Regions from separate parts of the Homo sapiens genome. Here regions 2 and 3 are each linked to region 1. Evidence: chromatin loops called from intact Hi-C (ENCODE). Cell type or tissue: heart right ventricle. All regions are shown on one strand.

The links. A loop is a pair of places that touch in the nucleus more often than their neighbours do. Peaks named below come from ENCODE experiments on the same cell type or tissue, not always from the same donor. Only the 100,000 strongest peaks of a DNase experiment are listed, where the experiment ranks them.
Region 2: it touches region 1 in a loop (12-fold over the local background); 90 of 110 quality-filtered maps call a loop at or near these places.
Region 3: a loop joins it to region 1, with 2.0 times the contacts of the local background. A loop is called at or near these places in 2 of 110 quality-filtered maps.

Annotation. Positions count from the first base shown.
Region 1 is chr10:24,193,620-24,201,619 of GRCh38, reverse strand. It overlaps a transcript of KIAA1217 not described here. Among named protein-coding and RNA genes, the nearest start is that of KIAA1217, 12 kb to the left of the region's middle. In heart right ventricle, CTCF peaks have their summits at 4,790 and 4,995 (motif pointing right); a DNase peak (open chromatin) is centred at 4,989; H3K27ac peaks cover 1,675 bases.
Region 2 is chr10:23,990,141-23,998,140 of GRCh38, reverse strand. It overlaps a transcript of KIAA1217 not described here. Among named protein-coding and RNA genes, the nearest start is that of KIAA1217, 210 kb to the left of the region's middle. In heart right ventricle, CTCF peaks have their summits at 3,278 and 3,478 (motif pointing left); a DNase peak (open chromatin) is centred at 3,490; H3K4me3 peaks cover 386 bases.
Region 3 is chr10:24,081,866-24,089,865 of GRCh38, reverse strand. It overlaps a transcript of KIAA1217 not described here. Among named protein-coding and RNA genes, the nearest start is that of KIAA1217, 120 kb to the left of the region's middle. In heart right ventricle, no CTCF peak of the experiment used is centred here; no DNase peak of the experiment used is centred here; H3K27ac peaks cover 1,019 bases.

The DNA.
Region 1 (8,000 bases):
GGAGCCAAGTGGGTAGAGGGGGTGCTGGCATGCAGGAGGTAGAGGAAGCCCTCCAGGATTTACAAAGTATTGATGGCTAAGCTTCTCTGCCCTAAGCCGAAGTGCATTTTGTGTTTCTCCCCAGGGCTGCTAGAGCTTAACATTCTTCATTTCCCAGATGACATCGTTTTGCTTTGTAAACACTCCCTTTTGCAAAATTTACAATCTCTGAACTGGACAATATTGAGTGGGATAAAATATTTAATGACTGGTTGGGCCAGGGTTTCCATAACACTATATTAGGAGCCTAATTTGTGTAACGCTTGAGTTCATAAAAGTAAAAAAGGTGCAACGAATTTTTTTGTTTTTTGAGATGGAGTTTTGCTCTGTCACCCAAGCTGGAGCACAGTCTTGGGAACTTGGCTCACTGCAACCTCCGCCTCCTGGGTTCAAGCAATTCTCCTGCCTCATCCTCCGTGGTAGCTGGGATTACAGGTGCGTGCCGCCACGTCTGGCTAATTTTTGTATTTTTGGTAGAGACAGGGTTTCACCATGTTGGCCAGACTGGTCTCGAACGCCTGACCTCAGGTGATCTACCCACCTCAGCCCCCTAAAGTGCCAGAATTACAGGTGTGAGCCATGGCACCCAGCTGCTGCAATGATTTTTAAAATTGTTTCTGCTTGCCCCCTACTGCCACCTCTCATCTGCACATACCTTCACCCAACATGTTCAGCAGCAGCACTGATACAAACTGGTGTGGAAAATGGACTACAGGACCTGATGATATTCCCAGGCTCACTCTGCTCACAGGCCCCTTCTGAGAAAGGCAGCTGGGGATGCTTCCTTTCATCACCCCCAAGCTTGACTGGTGCAATCAGTAGGCTCAGCTGGAAGAGCTCAGATGCTCCCCGGGTTGGACAAGGGACAAAGAGATCCAGTCAGATTTCCCCTCTTCTCCTTTACAGAATTCGAATATGAAATATATAGCGAAGGGATACAGGTGGCGTCACCAAACATCCCAGTTCACCTATGACTTTGGGTGTGGCCTGGTGCTGAAACTGGAAAAGTCCCAGGAAAACTGGGTTGAGTTGGTCACCCCAGATGCAGGCAGTATGGCAGGCGAAAGCTGAGGTGCACAAAGACAGCAAGCATAGCCAGGTGGTGCAGTGGCACAGTGGCTCAGTGGCATGGTGGCTTGGTGACTCTTGTCTGTAGTCTTAGCTACATGGGAGGCTGAGGTGGGAGGATCACTTCAGCCCAGAAGTTTGAGGCCAGCCCAGGCAACACAGCGAGACCTCATCTTTACAAAAATATTTTCAGAAAATTAGCCGGAAGCCCGGGAGTTTGAGAGTGCAGTGAGCTGATAGCTCCACTGCACTCTAGCCTAGGAAACAGCGAGGCCCCATCTCTTAAAAAAAAAAAAAAATTAAAAAATAATGAAAAAAGTGACAGCAACCAAAAGCCATGAGGCAACACAAACCAAAGAAAGAGAGAAAAGGAGAAAGAGAGAGATCAGCAGAGCAGACCGCGTAGCAGCAGGAGGTAGAGAAGGAAGCAGGAGTGGAGACATTGAAGCCTGGGCAGGGGTGCATGGGGGGGAAGGACAGTGTACTGTGGGTTTCCCAGAGTTTCTGTCAGCCTGATGCCACTACTGCTGTATCCTAAATGTTATCCTAAAATATGTATATAAATATATAAATAAAAATATATAAAATGTCTCCTAAATGCTGCTCAGGAGGCTTGGGAAAGCCATTTCCTGTTTTTCCTTACTTCCAAATATAAATAATAACCCAAGGTTCTTAGGTTATTAGTATGTCTATTTCTTGTCACCTGAGCCAGTCATAATCTATGAAAATCAGGACATTCACGTGGTCAGTTTACAGAATCACTTATGAAATAAAATAAATAATAAACACAGTTTGATTCATCTTTAAAAACAGACACATACACACACAGCTTTGTCTTATCTTTTCAAAGGTTTCAATTCCATAGTTAAAAATTGCCATTGGTTGCACATAAAACAGTCAACTGTAGGCTGAATTTGGGGAAAGAATAAAACCTGAAGAAAAGGAAACAGTGAAAATTACTTTGTTTCCCAAACTTCAACAATTTCTCTTCGGCTATAGTTTGAATGTCTGTCCCCGCCACAGCTCATGTTGAAACTTAATCACTAATGTGTGGCAATGTGGAAAGGTGGGGTCTTTAAGAGGTAATTGGGTCAAATTCTTACCATTTATATTAGTATTAACTTTATACTGACTTGCTTAAAATATTAAGCTTCCTCTCATCTATATTATTGTTAGATTCTGGGTTTGATAAAACAGTTGCATATTTTCTTACATCCTGTATAGTAAATATATAACTATTAAAATGTAAAATGTTTTGTTTATTTAATTCTTTTCTATTTTGAGAAAGGGTCTTTCTCTGTCACCCAGGCTGGGGTGCAGTGGTGCAATCACAGCTCACTGCAGCCCCAAACTCCTCCAAACTCCTGGGCTCAAGTGGTCCTCCCAACTCAGCCTCCTGAGTATCTGGGACTACAGGTGCACACCACCATGTCTGGCTAATTTTCTACAAATTTTTTATAGAAATGGGTTCTCACTATATTGCCCAAACTGGTCTTGAATTCCTTGCCTCACCTGGTCTTTCCACCTCAGCCTCCCATAGTGCTGGGATTGCAGGCGTGAGCCACCACACCTGGCTTGTTCATGTAATACTGAACATTGCCTCCTAAGGCCTAGTAGTTCGGAGAGTACTGCTTTAGGCCAAAGATGATCAATTCATCCATCTCGTTACTCACTCACACCTTCAGTTTTTCAAAAAACTATTAAGCCCCAGTTTGCCAGTGGTGGAGGCCAAGGATGTTGACATTGATCAGAGAAGCCGTAGATTTTTGAACATTTGTCGCACTTTCTTTGCTTATATGTGAGCCTCTTTCATGAGATTTATGAGGTCACCAAGGAGTAAGACTAGCTTTATTGTCTCTGAATCCCCATTTCCTACCACAGCCCGAGGCACACACAGATCCTGAGTAAATGCTTTTTTTTTTTTTTTTTCGAGATAAGAGCAGTGGCACGATCTTGGCTCACTGCAACCTCTGCCTCTCGGGTTCAAGCAATTCTCCTGCTTCAGCCATCCAAATAGCTGGGATTATAGGCCTGCACCACCACGCCTGGCTAATTTTTGTATTTTTAGTACAGATGGAGTTTTGCCGTGTTGGCCAGGCTGGTCTCAAACTCCTGACCTCAGGTGATCCACCCGCCTCAGCCTCCCAGAATGCTGGGATTACAGGCATGAGCCACCACGCCCACCCAGTATCCCAAACATTTCCATTTTATGTTGAGGTCAGAATCCGATTAATGAAATCCTGAACACCAAAGAGAATTAGCTGAAGAATTCTCTGTAGCTGAGAAGTGGGGAAGAGAAGGGCAGTAAGCTTCTGGAATCGGACAGAAATATTACCCACTGATAATGGGACTCTTTAAAACAACACAGACTCATAACATGTTTTGAATAATGGCATTCGGTCACATCAGGGTTACCTGGTTTACCAAGGAGAAAACTCATAAGCAACACAGCACAGAGGTGGATGCATATGTTTGGATATTCACTCAATAGGCTCACAGACCAATTCAGAGCACCTGCAAAACCCCAGGAGGGATGTGATAGGAAAGATGATGGAATGATGGTGGATGTGGCAGGACAACTATCCGTCCCATGCATTCCGCGCACCAGGACAGGTGTCAGGTCCATGCATTTCATGCACAAAAAGCTTGAACTGTGTCCTGCAAGCACCATGGAGTCATGAACAAGACAATAGCAGACTAAGGACATGATCAGATTTGTGTTTGAGATAAATCTGTGTGGAGAATGGATTTGAGAGAAGCAGGAAAAGAGATTACAATAAAGTTTCTGTTACAGTAATTCAGGAAAAAATATGTGAGATTTGAAACTAAGGGAATTATAAAGATAAAAAGAAGGCAAAGCTTTGAGAAATACTCAGGAAGTAAAATTGGCAGGATGTAGAAATTAAATTGCACATAGGGTAGTGGAAGTTGGGAGATGCTCCAGACTGCTGAACAAACTCAGGTTATGTTTCAACATTCCGCCTCAGTTCTTTTCCCTGATTGACTTTGGTCAGTGCTACCACAAATAGGCCCAACCCAACTATTTCCAAAACAAGTTCACTGCTCTAATAGGTTTCTGTTGGTACATTCTTTCAATGTCAGCAAGTCAGCATTGCACGTTCTAGAAACAGGGATGAAAATTCAACATTCTGCCAACACCATCTTTTTTCCATAAGTCAGAAATGGCTCCAGGCACATCACATGGCATTAATTTTGTACCATATGCAACTCTGATTGATTACTGGGTGCCGAATTATAAATAGTTGTCAAGAAGTCTAATGACCATTTATCAAAAAAGATGCTGAAACCGTGTATATATGAGTTATAAAGAAAGGATGTGGCAGGGATATTAGTTTAACTAAAAGGTCATTGGTTATATAGATCCCCTCACAGTTCTCAAATTTCTGCCTGTGCCTAGCTGTGTGTTCAGTTTGCTTTGGGTACAATTTCTAGAACTCTGTGCAAACTCTTTCGTTTAACTCCATATCGTAGTGAAGGATGTGAAGTGTAATGATGCTTAGCACCTGGCACGGTGCCTGGCATATAGTAGGCACTCCAGAAATATTTGTTGGGTAAATGAGTGTAAATAAAGGCAACCAACTCTAGGCAGATTCAATCCCCAGGGTGTGAAGCCAGATTTTCCCCTATTAGCCCAGGAGCCCCATAAAACAGCTGGAGGCTACAGGGGAGCAGCGCAGCATCTGCACCTCGGCCCTGTCTCTACGCACCGCTCAGACTGGTTTTGGGGCTTAGATATGCCTGGACCTTCACCTTCCTATGTATTTTATTATTACTTCACTTACTGCAGAGTTAGTGCAATGGAGAAGTCCAAGGGGACGCAACTGTCACCAGCAGGAACGCAAACCCCTGTTTAGGCATATGGCCACTAGGGGGCGAGAGAGTCAAAAGGCTGCATATGAACGTCAGCCTTGCCCTCTTCAAGGTGTAAACTTTTTCCTGAATTTCCAATGAAAGCATTCTTGGATTTCTTCTCCCTAATCATCCCCGATACTTGGTACAGCAAGAATCAGGAATCATAGTAATATTTTACCCCCAAGCAATTGTAAACATCCACTTTTGGCAATGCTTTTTGTTTTCTAATAAAAATGTAAACATGAAAACAGAAATCAGGAAAATTTCCCAAGATTGATTACTGTTTTGAGCTGCCTCCTGTGCAATTGCCTGGAAGCTGTGAGGCCCCAATGTGCTCCTTCCAGGCACTGTGACCAGAGACACTGCGCGTTGGGTGGGGTTGCCAGGGAAAACACAGGATGCCTAATTAATTCAAATCAGGTAACAATAAAGCCTTTAATGTAAGTATGCTCCAACTTGTGAGGGCAGTGTGTGTGTGTGTGTGTGTGTGTGTGTGTGTGTGTTTTGAGACAGGGTCTCACTCTGTCACCCCAGCTGGAGTGCAGTGGTGCAATCATACCTTGCTGCAGCCTTGAACTTCTGGGTTCAAGCAGTCCTCCTGCCTCAGCCTCCCACTAGCTGGAACTACAGGTGCACACCACCACACCTGGATAATTATGTAAAAAAAAATTTCTGTAGACATGGAATCTTGCTGTGCTGCCCAGAATAGTCTCAAACTGCTGGCCTCAAGCGATCCTCCTGCCTCAGCCTCCCACAGTGCTGGGATTACAGGCGTGAGCCACTGCGCCCAGCCAATACATATTTTTTCAATGACATAATCAGCAAAGCCCTAGTTCTTTGTAAAAACTAACAAAAACCAAAGCAAAACCTTTCCTAAGTTCCCTTTCTTAGCACATTTCACCTAAAAGATTTGCTCCTCAGTGGCTCTCCCCAGAGCCACTTCCTTTCCTGGCGGATTAAAAACAATTCTCATTCAGTATCTCGCTGTCATCAGATTTTCCCATATTCTGACTTTCCTGGGAGCATTTTCACATATTATCTTAGTGGCTCTGTTGCCCTCTGATTCCAACCTCCCTCTGTTCTTTTCTGGAGGTAGAAGTCCTGAAACAGAAACGCTTATCCCCAGTCCCAACAATTAATCCCCAAAGAACCTTCGAGACAGGGCAGGTTCATGGCTGCCTCGTCCACAAAAGCCCTGTTTTCTGGGTTCCTTGTCTTGGGCAACCTGCAGAGTCAGAGCCATCATTGAAGGATGATTTGGGCTTCAGCTGGAACAAGGAGAAATACTCCTGAGCCATCTCCTAATGGTTTTCTCGGTCAGGGTCTGGATTAAGAAGACATGGCATCTTGTAGCTGGAAATACAGGAAGCTTAATAAAAGGCACTGCAGAGTTTCCATGGGACTGGACAGGGTTTTGATCATACTTCCAGGGATGCTGCAGTCCAGGGACAGGGACTCTTACTTCTCCTAGGCCTGAAGGAGCAAGAGGAGAAAGCTCATTCCCCAGCCCAGAGAGAGAGTCAAGGGGAGGGTTGCCTGGAGGAATCTGCCTTCCCTGGAAGAATACAGCCCACCCAGGGTGGCCTGGCAGGGAGGGGACCAGGAGAGGAGGAAGACAGCCTCATTCTCCTCTTGGCCTCCAGCACTTGGAAGGAGCATGGAGGGATAAGACTGGGGACTTGTTATCCTCGTACAGAGAAGAACAGTCATATACAATAGAAATAAAGACACGGGCTGGACACTGTGGCTCATGCCTCTAATCCCAGTATTTTGGGAGGCCAAGGCTGGAGGATCACTTGAGGTCAGGAGTTTGAGAGACCAGCCTGACTAACATACTGAGACTCTTCTCTCTAAAAAAAAAAAAAAAAAAAAAAAAATTTAATTGGCTGGGTGTGACTATAGGTGGTGCATGCCTATAGTCCCAGCTACTGCAGAGGCTGAGGCAGGAGGATCGCTTGAGCCTGGCTGAGATGGGAAGATCATGGCTGCAATGAGCTGTGATCATGTCATTCCACTTCAGTCTGGTTGACAGAGCGAGACTGTCTCCAAAAACAACCCCCAAAACAAAGAAAAGAGGCTGCCTGTGCTAAGGACAAAGTGAGCTGTAGACACACCTGGTTTGGGAGTTCAGCAGAGTGAAAATAAAGGCCAGAGGTCAGGTGGAGTGGCAAGTGTCCGTAGTCCCAGTGACTTAGGAGGCTAAGGTGGGAGGATGGCTTGAGGCCAGGAGGTTGAGGTCTGCCTGGGCAACATAGCAAGGGGAAGGAAGGAAGGGATGAAGGAAGGGGAGTGGTGGGGTGGGGTAGGGGAGGGGAGGAGAGGGGAGAGGAGGGGAGGGGAGAGGAGGGGAGGGGAGAGGAGGGAAATGAAGGCCAAGATTGGTGGGAAAGGTTTCATAGGTTTGGTAATGTATTTATAGGCTCCTTGGAGATTATTTTTCATTTTTATTTTTTAAGATGGAGTCTCACTCTGTCACCCAGGCTGGAGTGCAGGGGTGTGATCTCAGCTCACTGCAACCTCTGCCTGCCGGGTTCAAGTGATTCTCATGCCTCAGCCTCCTGAGTAGCTGGGATTACAGGTGTGCGCCACCACATCTGGCTAAGTTTTGTATTTTTAGTAGAGATGGGGTTTCGCCATGTTGGCCAGGCTGGTCTCAAACTTCTGACCACAGGTGATCCATCCACCTAGACTTCCAAAGTGCTGGGGTTACAGGTGTGAACCACCGCACCTGGCCTATTTTAAATTATCTCCAAATGAAGAAACCAAAGTACATGAACATGCACGTGACTGCTTTGTGTGTGTGTGTGTGTGTGTGTGTGTGTGTGTGTGTGTGTGTGTAGAAAACGCTGCAGATGGAGTTCATACAAAAAAAAAAATCCTTGAGTACTGTGATCTGCTCTAACTGTCAAATGTTAAGAACTGAGCACTTTCCTCATTTACTGTTGACCCAGATGGAGTTATCTGGATTAGCGCAGTTCTGCATGGCGCAGCTCGTTTATTTCCTCAAGAAGAAACAATTT
Region 2 (8,000 bases), 200 kb after region 1:
AAAAATATAAGTGAATTTACTAATGTTTGAAAGCAAAGGAGAAAGAGCCAAACGGAGGGTAAAATTGAAAATAGTTGAGAGGACATTCCTGGGGAGTTGGTATAAATGGGATTCAGAGAACAGGCAGTTAGATTAGTTTTGGGGGGAAAAAAAAAAAGAAAGCCCCCTTCTCCATACCTCCTGGCTTCAGGGAGCCATGAACAAAACCAGTCAATGTTCCCTGGAGAAATCACTCCAGGTATAGGCATGGCTGTGCCCTTCTTCCAACCTCCACCATTCCCTACACCTCCCATATAACTGAACTGGCACTGAGAGGGAGACACAAGTAAGAAAGGGAAACAGGGCCCCAGAGATAGGTTCTCTGAAAGAATATACAGGGCCCTGATGCCTGAAGCCTTTAATTCCCTCCATGGATAGAAGGCCACCAAAATGCTGCCAGACAGTGAAAGGCCCAGGTCTGTTACATCTCTCTATCTAGAATTAGATGTAAAGTATATGTTTGAATTCCAAGGAATAAAATGACTTCTCATGGTAGAGAAGGTTTCACATAGAAAATATTATCCTGAAACCTTCCAGCCTGAGCGTCTTCCTATAGCTACCTACCACAAATTATTTTTGTAATAAAAATAAGCTCCCAGAACAAACTAATTACATGGGAGAACAACTTACATTTCACTGCAGTTTCCACAATATATATTTTTCCCATCAAATGTGAGTTAGCCAAAGTAATTAGGAAAAATGATTAGCGAAGCTCTTTATTGAACATGGACCCAAGCAATTAAAAAATTAAAGCATTTCTTTTCATAGTGGCCTTAAACTCTATTTTCTTTTAAGAAGTCCTCAATTTTCCCTTCAATGATACTTTTTGGGGGGACATGTGATAATGTGGGAAAATGTAACCCTTCTCCTGAAAATAATACTAAGTTCTTTTATCCTTCTTTCACAGTAGAACTTCCTGCAAGTTGGTAGGAATCATGAAATGTGGCTGCTTCTTCCTTAAGAAACACTAAAAGCACAAACAGTTGAAATCCCAGTACAAAGCATTCATAGAAGAGACTTGGGAATCACCTTCGAAACAGGTTAGACCATGAAGCTGTGCTGTTTTTCAATTCTCAAGTCATCCTGGGCTTCTAAGAAGTAACAGTGAGTTTTGAAGGCATTTGTATCTCCTCTTTATGCCTTTACATTTTAAAATACTGGGATGCTCAGGAGTAAATAAGAATAAAAACCATGTGACTGAAATCCCATTTTCCCCTGTGAGCTAGTTAAGTATTGTTGGAGTTTCCGCAATACAAGGGTAAACTAGCATCTCTCTTCATTCTTTTGAACTGTGGGAATTCAGGCTTATAGAAAAATCTACTAAAAACAATAAAGATCAAAGTTAAAGTTCATTTTTAAAAAAGCCTTTTAAAATATATTAAAATTTTATAATTTTGTACATAAATTTAGACATGAATGGATTAGTATTAGTTCCAATTATTTCATGGTTGTTTTATGACTTAGGATCTTCATGGAAAATGCAGTTTTCAAGTACTTTGGTATGACAATTAGCAGTTTCAAGTGAAACAGTGGATTTTTTTTCTCAACATTCTTTCAGCGAACATTTACTGTAGGGCTACGGTGTACCAGGCACTGTGACAGGTGTTGGATACACAGTAAAAAAGAAAATAACAGTTTCTGCCGTTGTGTTTGCTGTCTAGGGAAGAAAAACTCACCACAAGGAATTACCGGCCCAGTGCTCCCCTTTCCACATGGAGAAATTGTCTCCTTCCTATATCATAAATCCATTTTGCGGTTATGGTCCCCAAATGCAATACCTTCCCTGTCAATCCGAGGCAAGAAGGCGCATAAGCACAACTACAATAACTTGATTTTCATGGTTCCTGCTTCCTGAAGAGCATAAAGGCAAGATGCTTTCTGAATATCTTTGAAATGACTGCATTTGGTTTGTTTAAGGGCAAAAATGGCTGAATAATGATCTTGGTGCTTCTAGGCATATGCAGAGGCTAGAAGTGGGCAAAAAAGGGAGGCAGGGGAGTTGCTTCTCTATGAAACCAGACACATACCTCTTTGCTATGGGCTAGCACCAACATTTCAACCCCAGTTTGAATTTGCAAAGCATATTTCCATCATCTGTGACATTCATCACGGTACCCCAGTGAGATGGACTGTTTCATGGCTTCCATTTTACTCAAGAGAAATAAGAAACAAGAGGCGAAGTGACTTTCCCAAAGTCAAGAATAGACTGGGGACCAGGATTCAGAGTTTGCAAATCACTGTCCTGTGCTGAGCATGTTCAGCCATACGCTTAACCTTGCCAAAAAAATAAGGGCTCCATTTTTACTGTTTAACTAATTAGAATCAAGACACATCAGGCAGGCAGGCAGCACCTGGTTCATAACACAGTGACATTATTTTATTGCTGTTTCAATCTAAAAACTTAATGTGCTTCCAAACTTCTCAATGCTTTTATGAGACAGTCCCTGGATTGCCGCTTCAACCTGTATCTATTCCCGGGTATCTTACATTTGCAAAATTGCACTGAGAAAATATTACTTAGGAAATAATGAAAACTCAAGTAGGAAGGAAAAATGCTCTCTTAATAATGAGGAAGCCATTTGCCCTAATTTCGTTATATATAGACACAACACACACACTCACACACACACACACACACACACACACACACAGGCCATAATTGGCTGTAATGGAATTGATAAAGTAGGAAATTTGCTTTGAGGGGTTTTTACCCCAAATCCTGCAATTATGAACATGTCAGGTTTCCTAAGCAGTGGTTTTTCCAGAAAGGATTCTATTGTGTTTCTTTTTCCCATTTACCAATTTGATTAGCTTTTTGCCTAAAAGCTAAGAGCAGCATTCTAATTACTCCAGAGCACAGGGGACTTGGTCTTCTGTTATTTTGTAGGATCTTCCAGGAGACCATGATCTCCCCGAGGAACAGAGCCACCCCTGTACTCCTAGTTCCCAGGGCAATGCTTGGCACACGGCAAGTGCTAAACAAAAATGAATCTGAGTGTGAATCTGTTCTCTGCTATTACCAATGCTGCTCTTGGGCTCTTTTAAATTTTAATAACATGGATTGGAGGCAACACTTTAAAAGACACGGAAAAGCAAGTTTTTTTAATTTTTATTTTACAGCTCAGGGTAAGGGTATTACATAATTGTAAATAATGCATTCATATTTCAGATCTTGAAACCAGTGAAAAACAGCCATTTCAGACAAGAAAATAAATGATGACATGCTCCCAGCAAAATTGAATCCTGTATTGGTTATGAAGAGAAAATCCAACCTACGCTTAACAATGCTTCCATATTCACTAAAAGTTTCTACAGTTTTAAAGTTTGAAATGTTGCCCAAGGGTTTTAATGAAGCTCCGGTTCAAGGACAGAAAAGTTGTATGGTTCGGATTTGACTTTGGTCAAGATGAAATGGTTTGTGCACACAGCTTCCTACTGCCCCCTGGTGGGATGATGCTGAACTATGCTCAGAAACCTTCCATCAACCTTAGGGTCAATCCCAGACATGATCTTGGCTTCCACAGCGACACCTTCAAAAAAGGCTGCTGAGTTTAAAGTTAAAACTCTCCTTGACTTTCTGTCCCATTTCTCCAAAGCTTGACCTGGGTAGTAGAAAGAAAGGGCAACTGCTTAAAAGGGCGATGTTAGGACTCCATCCGGAGAACCCAACGATCACGATAGTCCCATGGATAAGGTGGTGTTGGGCTGTGGGACTGTCCTGAGACCTAAAATCAGCACAAAGGAGATTTCCACTACATCAGATGTCCCTGGTCCTCAGCTACCTAATCCCCATCCCTCAAACTCCCACATATCCACACCCCAACCCAAGTGTAATATGCCAACTAAAAGACCATTGAGGTCATGTTCAGCTTCAATAGTCATCAACTTATGGTGTAGAAACCAAGAAAGGCTTGTCAATGGGAGGGTTTTTCTAAGCCAGGTCAGGAACACAGCACAGTCATGACCAGGTTAGACCAAAGACGACTCTAAATCATTCACATTCTCCTCTTTCCCTCTAGGGATCCCCAGATCTGCTCACAAGCTAGAGTAGTCGCTAAGCCTTGGTACTTGCTATCCCATCCACTGCATCAGGAGAAATGCGAAGGCCTGTAACCTCAGGACAGTTTCTCTGTTCTCTTGAATGTTTAGGAGCCTGAGCTGAGACTTAGGCACACCGGGAAGACTCATCCCAATTCACATCTCTTACAAAAGGTGGACTACAGACTGGGTGCGGTTGCTCATGCCTGTAATCCCAGCACTTTGGGAGGCTGAGGTGGGTGGATAACTTGAGGTCTGGAGTTCAAGACCAGCCTGGCCAAAATGGTGAAACCCCGTTTTCTGCTAAAAATCCAAATGTATTTTTGATGAAAACACAAAAATTAGCTGGGTGTGGTAGCATGCACTTGTAATTTCAGCTACTTGGGAGGCTAAGGTAGGAGAATCACTTGAACCCAGGAGGCGAAGGTTGCAGTGAGCTGAGATCATGCCACTGCACTCCAGTCTAGGCAACAGAATGAGACTCTGTCTCAAAAAAAAAAAAAAAAAAAAGCTGGGCTATGGAGAGCCAAACTCTTGGACTCTGGGAAATCTGAAAGAGTTGGATAATCTCCTGGATATCTTCCATGGAGCTTCTGAAGGTATTGACTATTCCTGATTAGGATGAGGGGACTAAGCAATAGCCTAGAACAAGAGAGGAGAGAAGACCATGAAAGTCCTCAAGACTTGCTGTTTAGTCAACTTACACCAGTGGGGATAAAAAGGAAGCTATCAGGCTGGGCGCAGTGGCTCACGCCTGTAGTCCTAGCACTTTGGGAGGGCGAGGCAGGTGGATCACTTGAGGTCAGGAGTTCAAGACCATCCTGGCCAACATGGTGAAACCCCATCTCTACTAAAAATACAAAAATTAGCCGGGTGTGGTGGCTGGTGCCTGTAATCCCAGCTACTTGGGAGGCTGAGGCAGGAGAATTGCTTGAATCCGGGAGGCAGAAGTTGCAGTGAGCCGAGATCTCACCACTGCATTCAAGCCTGGGCAACAGAGTAAGACTCCATCTCAAAAAAAAAAAAAAAAAAAAGGAAGCTATCAGAGTACCTTTGTTCATGGGGACAAGTGACTGCAAGTGGCTCTTAAATGACATATAAGCAAAGAAAAAGAAAGTAAAACTGGCGGTGGTATCACTTATTCCATTGTCCCGCAGTGTTGGTTCAGTTTATCTGGCTGGTTAAGGGTGGCCTTTCTTCCTCCTGCCACCCTCACACTCCATTTGTGTCCCTCCTAGAGTTGCAAGCTCAGTGAAGGAGGATAAATAGTGTGACTCTGTCACAACACAGAAACTCTCCTCGTGCATTTGTAGGGGCCAACAGGCATGCCACTTTGACAGTGTTAGGGGCCCTGTGTCAAATCAGGGCCTGACCTTGAAGCTTCCTTCTAGACCTTTGGCTGGGATGCGTTCCTTCTTATCCCATCACGAGGGCTTCCAAAAAAAAAAAAAAAAAAGAAATGATGGCCCTGTTCTGGCCTTTCTTGTTTGCCAAATAAACATATCTCATGCAGAACACTTCTTATCCTGGGGGGTCTTCAACCTCAAATCAGGACATGAGCATATTCTAAATGATTCCTTTCTGCTGCTTTGCCTTTGTCAGCCTCCATCCCTCTCCTGTTACTCTTGGGTCTCATTCTTGACTTTGAAAAGATGGCAATGGGGTAGGCAAGGATTGCATCTCCTTCTGGATCCATCACGTGAAACACTGATATCTTTGCTAGAAGTTCAAGCCTCACCATTTCTATTTCTATTTCTTGGCTGCTCTGTGAGCTGTATTAACTTTTTAGATTCTTCACTTAGTGAGTTTTTCCTTTTTGAATGGACTTCTGAATACATATTTGCCAAAGTAATTTCCACAATGAATTATCAATAAAAAGAAAACTTATAAATCTACATGGGTAGCAAAATCCAAAGCACTCTAGTTGTCTCAGTTTTGTGGTTTGGGGAGTATTCTTTTATGGTGTTACAGAGTCAGAAAAGTAATTTTACCAGAAGAGAGCCCATAAAATGATGCGTTTTGGGGGGCAACCAGGTAATCATGTCATAATATTAATGGATTGCAAGACAATTTATGTTCTCTACTCTCCACCATGAAAAGTTGACTTACTCATAGGCTTGTAATGAGCAGCCTTGCTATATTTAATGGGATAATGTACTCAGCCTAGTAGTCAAGTTCTCCTAAAACACACCCAACCAGCTACTTCCTATCATGAATCCCCCTGCCCCCAACAGATTATTTTCCTATCTGACACTGGGATATGGGGTGTTTATTACCAACTTAAAGTATGTGTGCATGTTATCGCCTTCCCTAGAATGCCATTCCCTGTCTGCTTCATGTAATTATATCGTACGTCATGGTTGTGATATACTGATATATCATATACGTGAAATGCGGATAGATACGTTCTAGATATATGAATATCTAGATATAGAATCTATGTAGATATCTGAACATATGAACATATATCTAGAACCTACCCCATTTTACAGTCCAGTTCAAATCCAGGGCGGTGTATAGAGATTACTCCCTTTTCTGAACCACAGCACTGAATATATTACACTTGCAGATACAGGATCTATGATCTCACTTCTTCATGCATCCATTTATTTCTTAATTAGAGAATAAGCTCCTTCAGGACCTTGGCTTGTACTTTCGTGTTCCCACTAACCACTTAACTCAGGGCTATGCATATCTGAGTGCTTAGCCAGTACATGATGGGCTACGTGAAAAAAGAACTGAGAAGTCAATGGAAACAGGATGGCAAGAAAATGGTGTCTCAGCACAAAACTGAACAATCGAGTGTACAATGCTAAAAGCTGTTCAAGTGGCTGCATGGGAGCAGGGCCTGAGCTGCATTTTGCTGTAGACCCACAGACTGGGTTTGCAAAGCATGGCTTTTAGCAGAGATTAGGAAAATACCCGACTAGTTTGATGACCCAATCAACATGGATGCAGAATTTGACAATCCTGGCTCTAAATGTCATTTAAGCAGAAAGGCACCATTTCACACTTGGCTTTGCATGTGTAGACAAAGTCACTTGTAACTCTTTATTTTCAAAGGGTAGGTTCCAAGTTCTATTGTCACTTTATCTCACTTGCCTGCAATTCCCTCGCTCATAAAATGAAGGATTTGGGATATTAGGTTGTTCTCCAACGTTCTTTCTACCTCTAAAATTCTATACTCTTATAACCCACTTTCTTAATCTATAGCCCTTTCCTCCCTCTCTGGCTGCCAACCCCTAAGACAGTAAGTCAAGTTATTTTTTAACTAGGACCCTTTGTAGAGATGTCATAGTGCAGCAATTTAAAAATATTAAAGCACAGTTCCTTACATTTTTATTTGCTCATGACTCTTTGCTCTTCCTATAGTAATTTAATGTTTTTGCAAAGCTAGTGGTACTTTAAACAGATATGCCTACTTTGAAAAAAATCAGAAAAAAACAAAGTGCATGCTTTCCTAAAATATATTTTAGAAAATCTTTTTCTCTCCCAGCACCCAAAGATATGACTAATCATTAGAAGAGTGGAGGAGCACCCACAGAAACTGAATTAGGAGAAGGGTGTGGATTCTTTTGATTGAGCATGAATAAAAATCCACCTCATTAAAAAAAGATTATTAACATCAATAATTTAATGGTGAAGGATACTATTTTGCTGAAAAGAGACAAAAATGATTTTTGAGGCCTTCATGAAAAGAAGTAGAAAAGGGAAAGATTTAAGCAGAACTGACAAATAGAAAGATGAAACTTGAAAGTCCAATCCCTTAACGTGTGTGCAGCTTTTTCTAGCCCTTGCTTGGTTGGGATATATGTTGCATGATTTACCTTTGAGGTTAGAAGAGAATACATTTAATCAAATAGTTCTCCTCCTCTCTCTGCCTTGCTTATAATCAATGAATTAATCCCAATGAAGATACTTTT
Region 3 (8,000 bases), 110 kb after region 1:
CAGTATGGCCATTTTCATGACATTGATTCTTCCTATCCATGAGCATGGAATGTTCTTCCATTTGTTTGTATCCTCTTTTATTTCATTGAGCAGTGGTTTGTAGTTCTCCTTGAAAGGGTCCTTTACATCCTTTGTCACGCTACCTGACTTCAAACTATACTACAAGGCTACAGTAACCAAAACAGCATGGTACTGGTACCCAAACAGAGATACAGACCAATGGAAAAGAACAGAGCCCTCAGAAATAATGCCACACATCTACAACTATCTGATCTTTGACAAACCTGACAAAAACAAGCAATGGGGAAAGGATTCCCTATTTAATAAATGGTGCCAGGAAAACTGGCTAGCCACATGTAGAAAGCTGAAACTGGATCCCTTCCTTACACCTTATACAAAAATTAATTCAAGATGGATTAAAGACTTAAATGTTAGACCTAAAACCATAAAAACCTTAGAAGAAAACCTAGGAAATACCATTCGGGACATAGGCATGGGCAAAGACTTCATGACTAAAACACCAAAAGCAATGGCAACAAAAGCCAAAATTGACAAATGGGATCTAATTAAACTAAAGAGCTTCTGCACAGCAAAAGAAACTACCATCAGAGTGAATAGGCAACTTACAGAATGGGAGAAAATTTTTGCAGTCTACTCATCTGACAAAGGGCTAATATCCAGAATCTACAAAGAACACAAACAAATTTACAAGAAAAAAACAAACAACCCCATCAGCAACTGGGCGAAGGATATGAACAGACACTTCTCAAAAGAAGACATTTATGCAGGCAACAGACACATGAAAAAATGCTCATCACCACTGGCCATCAGAGAAATGCAAATCAAAACCACAGTGAGATATCATCTCACACTAGTTAGAACAGCAATCATTAAAAAGTCAGGAAACAACAGGTGCTAGAGAGGATGTGGAGAAATAGGAACACTTTTACACTGTTGGTGGGACTGTAAACTAGTTCAACCATTGTGGAAGTCAGTGTGGCGATTCCTCAGGGATCTAGAACTGGAAATACCATTTCACCCAGCCATCCCATTACTGGATATATACCCAAAGGCTTATAAATCATGCTGCTATAAAGACACATGCATACGTATGTTTAATGCGGACTATTCACAATAGCAAAGACTTGGAACCAACCCAAATGTCCAACAATGATAGACTGGATTAAGAAAATGTGGCACATATACACCATGGAATACTATGCAGCCATAAAAAATGATAAGTTCATGTCCTTTGTAGGGACATGGATGAAGCTGGAAACCATCATTCTCAGCAAACTATCGCAAGGACAAAAAACCAAACACCGCATGTTCTCAGTCATAGGTGGGAATTGAACAATGAGAACACTTGGACACAGGAAGGGGAACATCACACACTGGGGCCTGTTGTTGAGTAGGGGGAGGGGGGAGGGATAGCATTAGGAGATATACCTAATGTAAATGACGAGTTAATGGGTGCAGCACACCAACATGGCACATGTATACATATGTAACAAACCTGCACGTTGTGCACATGTACCCTAGAACTTAAAGTATAATAAATATATATATATATATACACATATATGTGTGTATATATATATATATATATGTATATTAAAAAAACAGAGCCTGGGAGGACACAAGTTTGGGATGTTCCTTGAGCCTGGGCAGAGGAGATCCATGTGCCTCCAGGCATCTCTGACTTCTCAAAGTCATTAGCTTCTTCTGCATGAAAAAAGAACTCATTATCTACATAACCCTTAGAGTTTACTGTATGCAATATAGTTGTAGGACCACTGTGAGATGTGGAATGGGAATGGCCCAGTAAGCCCAGAGAAAGGACTACTTCATTTGGGCTACCATCTGCAATGGATGGTCCACTAACTTGGTTTGGGAATCTGGTAGATGCCCTGCTCTATTTACTTTTCATCATGGGAAGGCTTGGGAGGCCACCACAGCTCTGATCTGGCATAAAGAGAAAATCCACGACACACTCTTTCTAACACCGCTGCAGGCAGGAAGTGTACGCATTCCCTAACTCTTTGATTAGAATGCATAAGTGTGGAAAGAGTGCTGAAGTCTGTCACTGTGAGCAAGAAGACTACCACGATGGAATAAACCCCACATCTCATTGCAGTCATATGCTTTTCTTCATGGGCTAGACTGTACAAATGGCCTTTGCAAATGGTATTGAATGGGTGTTCAGGATCAGGGATTCTGTCTCCACACATAGAATAAAGTAAGGCTAACTATGAGGGTTAGATCTACAGCCTTTCGCTAATTCATTTATTTATCAGTTAACTCAAGCATTTATTATGTTTGCCAAGCACTCTGTGAGCAGAGAAAACCTGTAACAAAACATAAAAGAACCACAATAATAAAACCTCATGTATTTGGGCCCCTCTAGTTAAGAATTTTAAAAAGTACATAAAATTTAACATTAAAATAATTTCTTAGTAAACCAATGACACCGTACATATGGTTGCAGAAGAAAGCTTAAATTATGTAAGGCAGTTTTCATGAACCCTCACTTTAGAAGCACCTTCAGAAGAATGCAAAGACAATATATTAAAAACAGACCATTCTTAAAGATGTGTCAAAGTAGTTTCTGTGAAAAAATTGCCATTAGGCCAGGATTTAACTTGATCCTAGTTAACATGAATCTTTCTAAGTAATAAAACTACTGTCTTAAATTTTTTTCTGAGTCCAACTAAATCTCACTAATTTTTTCTCCCATTCTAAGTCATCATTGGTGTTAGAGATTTTCCTACAAAGCAGCTTTCATTTAAGGATGAGTAGACTTACTGAATTTGGATACTATGAATATCACACGAGTCTTCTGCTCAGAGCCATACTGGACAATGGGGGCATGAGGATGACCTAAGGCCATGTCATCTGCAGGACTGTTACAACTTCCCTGTACCAGCTGGAAATCTAAATGTTACTTAATCAAATGAATATTACAGTTCCCACGGGACAAATGGAGGAAACAGGCATGAAGCAGTGGAACTGCTGGGTCAAGGTTACCCCATGAGTCCCTCATAGGAAACCAGGAGCAAAGATCAGACTGTGTCTATTTTAATGCCTATAATGATCTCCCTCCCACTCCTGATAAGAAACTTCTATTTTTATTGCTAATTTTGATGTTTTCAAGCTTGAGATGGCATTTCTCCATTATTCTCTCTTCTTCCCTTCATTAATGTTTGGCAAATTTATTACATTTAAAAAAACATACTCTCCATTAAACAGCCAAGTTATGACATTTATGGAACATTAGCCAGAAAATATGAAACTAAAGCTTTCTTCCAAGTTCACTTAGACTGCATCCTTGATAAGATTCAGAATTCTTACAGTAACAACAACAACAAAATCAACCTGGAAGTATTCCTTATTTAAAATCTGATACACATGGAGACTTCCAAAGGGGACATAAGAAATAATCAGGCCAACAATCATTCACATGTCTTTGTTGACATTAAAATATTCTGGCTAATGTCAGTCTGATAATGAACGAGTGTCTGTACTCTCAAAACATGAGGGTGGCTACTCCAGTTTGAAATATTGTCAAAAGCAAAAGGAATGTTTCATTTGCTCAACTGCTGAAGGCAGAGCTGACCCTAGATAAAAGCCTCCCTTTGTTGAGGCTCCTTTTCAGAGTCACTTCCACCCTGTTTTTAGTAATCTCCTTTTAAAGCCTTCCTCTATTAACAATCAAGACCAGGCACCATGTCACATAGAATCTCACCTGCTCAGGTGTGGTGCTCCAATTTCTAAGTAGGAGGCTGAGGGGCATCAATCAGGGGTGTTTCTGTGTGGTGGGGGTGTGTAGTGGGGCAGGGAGGAGCAGTCAGGGGATTTGTCTTAAAGTGACTCAACAAACACTTTTTTTTTTTGAGACAGGGTCTCGCTTTGTTGCCCAGGCTGGAGTGCAGTGGCATAATCTTGGCCCACCGCAGCCTCAACCTCCTCTGCTTAAGTGATCCTCTCACCTCAGCCTCCCAAGTAGCTGAGACAACAGGCACATGCAGTTATGCCCAGCTAATTTTTGTATTTTTTGTAGAGACGTGATTTTGCCATGTTACCTAGGCTGCTCTCAAACTCCTGGGCTCAAGCGATCTGCCTGCCTCAGCCTCCCAAAGTGCTGGGACCATAGGCGTGAGCTACCATGCCTCCCAGCCAGCACTTTTTTTTTTTTAACTGAAATTGTGTGTATTTATCTGTGGTATGGGGTGAAGAGGCTGATAGATATTCATGGTCAAGGGTGCTAGAGACTTTCCAGGCTATTCCTGGGCACCATGATGAACAGAGTAGCAGGGCAGACACAGTACCCACAATGGGGCCCATTATTGGTGGCCGTGGGCTAGAAATCTTACCCTTTCCAATAAGACTTTTGACTTGCACTGAAGACCAGAAGGCAAGACAAATGGTCTTGACTGGGTTTCACATCTCCTGAACAATTCTCAGTTTATTCGTTTCCTCTGGTCAGGTCATCCTTAATGAATTGAGTAGAATGATTCAGAGGACTGGTAAGTTGGTCTATTATTTCAGTGACTCCCTTAAACCCCTCAAATGTTATCAGTTTATGAAATTCCAAAGTCTGCGAACCACTGAACTATCTATCATCATCTATGTCTTGCTTAAAAGTAAACTCTGGGCCGGGCGCGGTGGCTCACGCGGTAATCCCAGCACTTTGGGAGGCTGAGGCAGGCGGATCACGCGGTCAGGAGATCGAGACCATCCTGGCTAACACGGTGAAACGCCGTCTCTACTAAAAATACAAAAAAATTAGCCGAGCGTGGTGGCGGGCGCCTGTAGTCCCAGCTACTCTGGAGGCTGAGGCAGGAGAATGGCGTGAACCCGGGAGGCAGAGCTTGCAGTGAGCCGAGATGGCACCACTGCACTCCAGCCTGGGCGACAGAGCGAGACTCCGTCTCAAAAAAAAAAAAAAAAAAAAAGTAAACTCTGCCATTTATAGCTTTGCAATATACTCTGTCAGAGGAGATAGTAATAAAAATAGTTCTACCTATTTTGGTGAGAGGCTTGTCGGCAGTGAATCTGAGTCAGATGCGGCAAAGGAAGGCAGAGGGGCTTTGCTTGTACTTCTCTCTCAATTACTTTTTGCTCCTTACCTAGTCTGACACCTTGGATCACTTCCTCCCTTTGGAAATGTTCCCTCAGTTCATTGCCATAGCACCACAGTAGCCTGGTTTTCCTCCTCCTCTCTGTGTGGCTTTTTGTGACTTCCTCTGCAGGGTCCATTTCCCTTGCCAGTCTCTAAAATAATAGTATTCTTTAGGTCTCTGCTCTCAGTCTTCTCTTTTTTGTTAAATACTCTCCTTGCAAATCTCATTCATTTTCATGGCTCTCATTACTATCTATAAACCCATTGCTTACTTGGATTAAATGAGATAATACACAAAAAGCACTTCGTGTCAGGCACATAGGAAGGGCACATTCTCTAATTCAACAAGTATTTCTTGAGTGATTATATGTACCTTTCTGGCTACTGAGGATAGAGATGTAAACGAAATACACAAAAACACAAAAATCCTTGCCCACGTGGGGCTTACATTCTAATAGGTGAAACATCGTGAACCAAATAAGTGAAAGTAAGTAAAATATATAGTAGGTTAGATAATGTTATGTCTACTATGTCAAAATATAGCACAAAGAAGGTAGAGAGGAAGAGCTGGGGTAGCAAGCATTCTGCATTTATAATTGGGTGGCCAGGAGAGTCTTACTGCAAAGATGATGTTTTGAGCAAAGACCTTGAAGGATATGGGGAGTGAAATATGCAGATACCTGGAGAAACAGTGTTCCAGACCAGAGGGAGAGCAAGTGAAAAGACCTCAACAACTCTCTGTAATATTTTCTTAGCTCTTAGGTTTCTCTCCTGAAGCCTAGCTCCTCATTAGACATCTTCAGGTGTTCCAAGGATGCCTGAAATGCGACAGGCCCTCAAAGGAACTGATCATTTACTTGCTTGACCTGCTATTCCCTGGTGGTCCTTGGCTTGGTCAATTGCATCATCATGCACTCATTACACAAGGCAGAAATCTAGGAGGCAGCCTCAATTCCTCCCTCTCCCTCTCCCCACTATCTAGTTAATTGCATGTTCTTAATGTAGTAATTTTATAATTTTATTTTACTTTAAATTTCACTCAATGCCTTCACCTATTAGGCCACCATAATCTCATTAACATTGGATGGAAAACATATTTAGAAATGTGTGTCAAAGTACTCCAAAATTTAAAGTGCTATTTCTCCATTGCAAAGAAGTGCTAGATAAGAATGTGGAAATTAATTCTTTGCCAGCATATATGTATGTGTATATATGAAGAACCACAGATTACCCTAAACCTTAAGCCACAAGGCTAGCAAGCAATTATTGAGCACTTCCTCTTATTTTATGTAATTGCACTTTTTCATAAAACCAATACCTTCACCAAGAGATGAAATAAATTTCTGGAGGCTATTCAAATAGTGAACATTAGGGCCTGGATTTGAACTTGGTGACACCCATGCACCAGCAATGTCCTCTGTGCCATGGTGCCCACATTGGCCAAGAGCCCAAGATTGGAATGAGGCATGATAATAGTCATCTGTGGCACAAAAGACAGCAGCAACAGAGTGTCCCTGAGAAGGCCCCTTAGCTCCTCCTTGTTTCCCATCCTGCTCCTCTACAAAAGGTTGATTTCAGTATCTCACATGTGCCTCAATTTCATATAAGATGAAAAATTACAAAACGGCAGCCAAGATGCCAAATAGCAAACACATTAAAAATGTTGATGCCCAAAGGATATGAAAAGCCACTTATCAAAAAAAGACATACAAGCACTAACAAACATATGAAACAATGCTCAACATCACTGATCATCAGAGAAATGCAAATCAAAACCACAATGAGATACCATCTCACACCAGTCAGAAAAGCCATTATTAAAAAGTCAAGAAACAACAGTTGCTGGTGAGGTTGCAGAGAAATAGGAACACTTTTACACTGTTGGTGGGAATGTAAATTAGTTCAACCATTGTGGAAGACAATATGGCAATTCCCCAAAGATTTAGAACCAGAAATATCATTTGACCCAGAAATCCCATTACTGGGTATATACCCAAAGAAATATAAATCATCTTATTATAAAGATACATGCACACATATGTTCATTGCAGCACTATTCACAATAGCAAAGATGTGGAATCAACCCAAATGCCCATCAATGATAGACTGGATAAAGAAACTGTGGTACATATACACCATAGAATACTACGCAGCTATAAAAAGGAAAAAGAGCATGTCCTCTGCATGGACACAGATGAAGCTGGAAGCCATCATCCTCAGCAAACTAACACAGAAACAGAAAACCAAACACCGCATGTTCTCACTTATAAGTGGGAGCTGAACACGAGAACACATGAATACAGGGAGCGGAACAACACACACTGGGGCCTGTTAGGGGTGGGGGTTTGGGGGAGAACATTAGGGAAAATAGCTAAGGCATGCTGGGCTTAATACCTAGGTGATGGGTTGATAGGTGCAGCAAACCACCATGGCACATTTTTATCTATGTAGCAAACCTGTACATCCTGCACATGTACCCTGGAATATAAAAAATAAAAATAAAGAAAAAAAAATGATGTCCAAAAACAATGAGAACAAAGGCCCAGCTGGCATCCTGGGGAAGAGGCACAGTGAATTCCTCTGGGGTGAAGTTATCCACAGCCATCAGTCATTCCTAACCAGAGGCTGAATTACAAAAGGGGACAAAGCACTATCACCTTCAGCAGCAGAAAGCATCTTTTCATCTTCCCTTACAACCTCCAGCGACATGAATGCCAGATTGAGTCCCATCTTAACTGGTTAGCAGATTTGTCAATATTGTGCCTCTAGTAGACTTGATCCTGTGAGGTCAAAGAAGCACTTCTGGGGCCAGGTGGGTAAGGGTGCAGCTTCTACAACAAGGGACACTAGAATGTAAGTAGCTTCCAACTCATTCTAA